Linked DNA regions of Homo sapiens: region 2 is linked to region 1. Evidence: chromatin loops called from intact Hi-C (ENCODE). Cell type or tissue: sigmoid colon. All regions are shown on one strand. Each heading gives the region's core, and the rest is flanking DNA. Links, peaks and the distances in the headings are about the cores only.

The links. Peaks named below come from ENCODE experiments on the same cell type or tissue, not always from the same donor. Only the 100,000 strongest peaks of a DNase experiment are listed, where the experiment ranks them.
Region 2: a loop joins it to region 1, with 4 times the contacts of the local background. A loop is called at or near these places in 3 of 110 quality-filtered maps.

The regions. Positions count from the first base shown.
Region 1 is chr2:67,844,895-67,847,822 of GRCh38, forward strand. No RefSeq gene overlaps it. Among named protein-coding and RNA genes, the nearest start is that of LINC01812, 21 kb to the left of the region's middle. In sigmoid colon, for the core only: a CTCF peak has its summit at 1,755 (motif pointing left); a DNase peak (open chromatin) is centred at 1,637; H3K4me3 peaks cover 489 bases.
Region 2 is chr2:66,689,756-66,692,683 of GRCh38, forward strand. LINC01798 (long intergenic non-protein coding RNA 1798) reads left to right here. Exons shown (of 6, transcript NR_110156.1): 5 at 1,917-1,968. Among named protein-coding and RNA genes, the nearest start is that of LINC01797, 12 kb to the right of the region's middle. In sigmoid colon, for the core only: no CTCF peak of the experiment used is centred there; a DNase peak (open chromatin) is centred at 1,622; H3K4me3 peaks cover 2,500 bases.

The sequences.
Region 1 (2,928 bases), core at 228-2,727:
AGGGGAGTGAAAGTGCGAAGAAACCACTATAAAAGGAGGTAACCGTCATAGTCTGAAAAGTAAGCTACTTTATTTTAAAATCCTTCTGGGAAACTACCATGCTATTATGTGTCAAAAAGCCGTAAGTAATCATAGCCTGCAGATTTATCTCAATATTTCTCCAAAAAGGAAATAATGTATGGTATGAAGATATTCATTGTAGTATTTTATGATAATGAAAAATCCTAAACATTCTGAGTACCCAAGGATAAGGATACAGATTAGCAAATTATGGTATATCCACTTAGAAGATTGTACATTCACTGAAAATGATCATTATAAAAATTAGGTGGCAAGTTGGAGAAAATGCCCATCAAAAAATACTAACCTAAAAAAAAGCAAGTTATGAAATTATATGAATGTTAACATTAAATGTATATTAAATATGTTTCTGTGGAACAAATAAGAAATCCTTATAATTGAAAATATTTGTATGACAGTCTCTATTTTAGCGACTTTGTATGGCAGTACCATAGTATTTAGAAAATTATTTTCTAATTTACAAGCAGTGAGCCCTGCTGGTTCCTCATCTTCAGCCTTCAGTCTTCACCTAGCATACGTCTTTTGCTCAGAAATGTAACTTCCAGTAACAAGCTGAAATTCCTGCTTCCCAGGAAAACCCACTGAAACCCAAACTCTCAGGGCAACATCTCCTCCTCCACTACAAGCCGTCTGCCTCTATGTCCATCCTACCTGAGGACAACTTGGACCGTTCAGAAACCAAAATGGATGGATTCCTGGAAGCTCCAACCCAACTAAGAAAGAAGCCAGACACCCCCAGCAGCAGATGGTTTAGTCTTACAGTTTTTATTTATTTTCTCTACACACCAGGAGAGGTTAGCTGATCAACTGGTGAGGAAGAGGGGGTGGGGGCTGGCCTTCTCTGCTTAAGAAAATGTCTGTTTGGCAGTGTGGCATTCACACGGGCGAAATGTCACATCTTTTATGCCACCGGTCCAGGGGAAGCCCTGCCAGGGGAGTTTTTATCAGTGTAATTAACACAAAGGCCCCCTTCTGTCTTAAAAACACAAGCCTTGGGGACACCGTAAGATGAACTGGCCATTGTTTCTGCACAGCACAAAAACTCCTTCCCCACTCCCACCCCTCCATCCCATTTATGGGGTTTCATTAAGGCCCACGGGTGTCCCTAACTTATTTATTTAGGAAACACTGTTATTGTCTTAATGTAAACAGAACTCAAGATCAGTTGACAGTTGGAATGGTCCAGCAAAAAGGTTTTCAAAGGCGCCTCCTTGGAAAGGGGTCTCTCCATTCAGCCCCCAGTTCCTGTATCATACTGCCAGCACTGTTCACAAAATAAACAAATGTTTGTTTTACAACATGGCAAAGGGGGCTCCCATTCAACGCTGGCCAGATATGAAAACAAACTTTCACATATAAGGGCTTTTGATACACATGACTTACTTGGATGACAAGGGGCTCGGCTGGGGAGTGCTTAAAGCTTATTAATATTGCACAAAAGACTTTTGTTTATCATTTCGCCGGACTGCCTGGGAATCACAAGACTCAAGCCGCCACCCGGCTGGTGTCCTCGCATTTCAGCAGCCGTAACGTGTGGAGATTGCGAAAGCACTGCTGGTTTGAAGCCAAAAACAACCTCTCCACAGACCCAGGTGAAAGAACTCCAAACTGCCGGCCTCTGAGAACCAGACTTGGAATTTATTAAGAGTAAAGGGCCAAGAGCTCCCCCTACGGGTAGAAAAAAAAATGGATGCCTTGAACCTGCCTGTTTGCAAGGGGGTAACTTCCAGAAAACGTGGAACCCACAGCCTGACATTTCTTCTAGGGACATTTCTTCTTCTATTCAAAAAGCCTGGGTCTCTGGAGAACAACTTTTCCTTTTTCTAGTTGACCAGCTCTATTCCCAGAACGTCTAACGAGACATTAGCACTCTAAAACACTCATGATCAAAAATCAGTCCTTTAAAAAATAATAATAATAATCAGTTATTTAGGCACTGGTTTGTTAAACTGGGAAGGGAATAGAGTAAATCAGATACGATCTCTGCCCTCTAGACTTACTCTGTCCAATACAGGAGTCACCAGCCACGAGTGGCTATTGGCCACTTAAAATGTGGCTAGTCCAAATTGGGATATTCTGTAAAAAAAAAAAAAAAAAAAAAAAAAAAAATGTATAAAATATCTCATTGATTTTTCACATTGACCACATGTTGAAATGATAGTATTTGGGATAAATTGGGGTAAATTAAATATATTAAAGTCAATTTCACCTTTTTTAATGTGGCTGCTAGAAAATTTTAAATTATGCATCATACACATTAGATCATATTTCTACTGGACAGTGCTGTCTAGACAGTTATATAATTATTAAGGCTTGTAAAAAATAGTGAAATCTTTAGCCCATGATATTAGTGATTTGTGCCAGCTGAGTTGATTTTTTTCTTAAGTACATTTATTCAATTCATTTACCAGAATCTCCTGAAAAAAGGGGAAAGTTAAAAAAAAAAAAATACACACACACTATGGCAGGCTTCCCTGCAAATTTTAGTTTGTTTTATTTAAATCTCAGCAAAATGGAAGTAAAGACTAGGGTTTGGGTTAAGGTCACATATGTTGAAAAAAAAAAAAAAGGTTTCAAAAGGAAATATGTATTTTATCTTTACAAACCCCTTCCTTCTGGCTATACTCTTTGTGTATTTAACTACAAGTAATTCCAAGAGGAAAAAATTCCTTCTACCAGAACCATCTTGCAAATTTGTTTTCAGGTCATTAGACAGAAGACATTTACTTTTTCCCTCCTCTCACAACTTCACCTACCTACTCAATCCCGGTTTTTAAGCAAATTTGGGATATGTAAGATAAATAGGATTATGTGAGTAATATGTGGCCCTAAATATAGTCAGACCAC
Region 2 (2,928 bases), core at 284-2,783, 1.2 Mb before region 1:
TATTTAAAAACTAACTTGTCTTAATTAGGGCATTTAGAATGACAGGACTAGCACTGACTCACTTGGGAATTCATAACCCTACATATAATCACTTTTGGAATGGAGTGCATTTATGCCTTCAAAAAGTTGGCCTCATTTTCTGAAGCTGAAATCCTTTTGATCATAATTACTTCTGACCTAAAATTACCCACAGTCACCATACAATGCCACGCTGGGACAAAAAAGAAATACATATTGTAAGTATCTGATAACAGATATAAACTATCGGCCAACTTAAATAGTATCATTAATTAGACTAGGATGAAACTATACAACTATATATTTCTGAATATAACATTTAATCATTATTATTATTCTTTTGGTGCAGTGGTTGGGGCCGTTGTCATAAATGCTAAAATAAGAGTTGTTAAAGTATATTGAAGTATAAATGATAAAGACCTGAGAACTTTGCATAAAAATGAGAATCAGATGAATGACTGCATTGATGTAGTTATTTCACCACCTGTTTTGAAGTCAAATTTTATATGCAAATGTCTTAAAACCAGATATGATTGTGTATTCTTAAATACGTTGGAGAGCTGTGGCATTATTATGATTTGTAGACAGAATCTCTCATGTTAGATATGTTTGGATGGACATATTGAATGGTCTCTTAGTGCCTTCTGGATCCCAGGGATCCAGAGTGTATTTCAGGTCCTAAAAATGGACATTTTTGACAGTCAGAACCCCCAGTACTGCACTGAATATCTGTTTTTTTATGGGTTGAATTCCCAATATCGAAATTACGTTAAATTTTAGTTGCTGAGCCAGATCCTTTAGACAAGAAATACTGGCTTCCAGTAATCAGGATTTAATTTCTAAATTTTCAAGTCATGAATGCTCAAAGGAGGTTTTATGAAATGTACCTGAAATTGTAAATGAATCCCACGTAGACACTTAAATTGAGAAATTGTTGCTAAAAATTTTAAATTAAAACGACAAGATAATTTGGACTGACGTACATTAGAAATCATAAAAATGGAAGTTTGTTAACTTTAAAATGAATATTTTAGTCAACAAATAAAATTCTAAAACAGACGTTTTCACATGCACATATTAAAAGGCATAAACCTTTAGCTAGGGTCACGTATCTATTAAAACGGTCTTGATTTTAATGGTGTCTCTAATTTGGAAAGTAATTTCAGATTCTTAGCCAAGAAGAATCTTGCTTGAACTTTACTTTTCTAGGCTGTACATATACCAGAGAAACATGATCATTTAAATTCTAAAGGATGTTTGTTTCTTTTAATAGCATAGCAGAGAATTAATGGCATGGGGGAGGGGGACGTGACAACTTAACCTGATGTTTGATAGCTGTTTACTTATGAATGTGTGCCACAGATTTCAGTGTCTGTAAAAGAAGGGGAAATAAACAAACCGATGGCTTTTAGGGAACTTAAGACACATGGAAGAAAGTGCTTAGAAGGCTATTGAAATATTTACAAAACAAATCATTTACATTAACTTTCTTATGTGTAGAAACTGGAGTGCCCATGAAAAGACAGAGCCAATTTTGGCTATGAGAAGTATTTCAGCATCAAAATGGTTAACAGTATTATAGCTTCAAAAGAGCCTATTGGCTCACCCTCAAGGATGCCCTGCAGTTGTTGTTAAAGTCATCAGATGAAGCTAGCCTTCTCAGCTAGCCTTCAGATTTGTCTGCTAACAGTAAAAATACTATAATAAATCGGTAACATATGTTGCCAGGCAAGGAAAAGTGATATAAATAAAGAGACTGGGAGACCCAAACCAAGTACAATGTGAAAAGAATTTAAATTTCAATCTATTTGCTGGCTAATTACCATTTGAAAAGTAATTTGAAAGTTTTACTGTTATTTGCTGATATTCTTCCTCATTTTTCTTTTTTTCCTCTTCAGATTGCATTCTTACCCAAATACTCTTCGTGATTGCCTGCTTTGCGGCTTTGGGGTAAGTCCCAGTTTTCCACAACCTTAAGAAAAAAATGCATAACATAAAAGATGCCAGAAAGACTTATGTGTCCTGATAGTCGGGGTCTGTGAAATATACATGGGTTTGTTACGGGGGTGGGAGGCATAATGAAATAAAGAAAAGCGATTTGTTTCTGCAAGGATCAAAAGTGTGCGAAAGTGTGCATATGCAAACGAGGCTCCCATCAGGAAAGCCACCTCTGGAATGTAAATGACAAAGCTTGGAACACACACAATCAATTATTTTCACCAGCATTTAAAATATAGAAAACAAAATCTGCTTTGGGAATTGACTGAATATTTTATTTAGCTTTTTTTATTGAGACATCCTTTGAAAAATGGCATAATATAAATAGTTTTACAAAGCAACAATATAATCAATCTCTAAACTAGAATATAAATCAAGGATTTCATTAACTGCTGGTAGCCAGTTTAAATTGTAGTCTTGTCCATAATGTCTATCTATCTATGTATGTCCAAGTTATATTAAAAACCTTTAAATGGCTTTGTAATATCAGCTACATCTAGCTATTATAATAATTAATGGTACTGTTTTATAAATCAATACATGTATTCTTGATAAATTCATATCCAGTTAATGGTGTAATTTAAATAAAAAATTAATGTAATAAAGGACATACAGAAGCGGGCAGGAAATCTTTAAAGGTTAAGAGCCAAATTTGTCTAAATTCATTTTTAACCTGTTTTGGAAAAGTTTATATTTAAAATCAGCTGAGACTTACCTTGTTTCTGTAAAACTAATCTTGCCATTTCTGGTGGTATCTAGTATTAAATTTGTAAGGTGTTTTCTGACGTTGTTTTAATTACGTAGTTACAATACTGTGGAATATTTTACTGTCGTTGCACTATTTTGTGACTATTGCATATTCTTTAGTAAAATAGAACAAAACAAACTAAAAACATCACACCAGCAATTTAT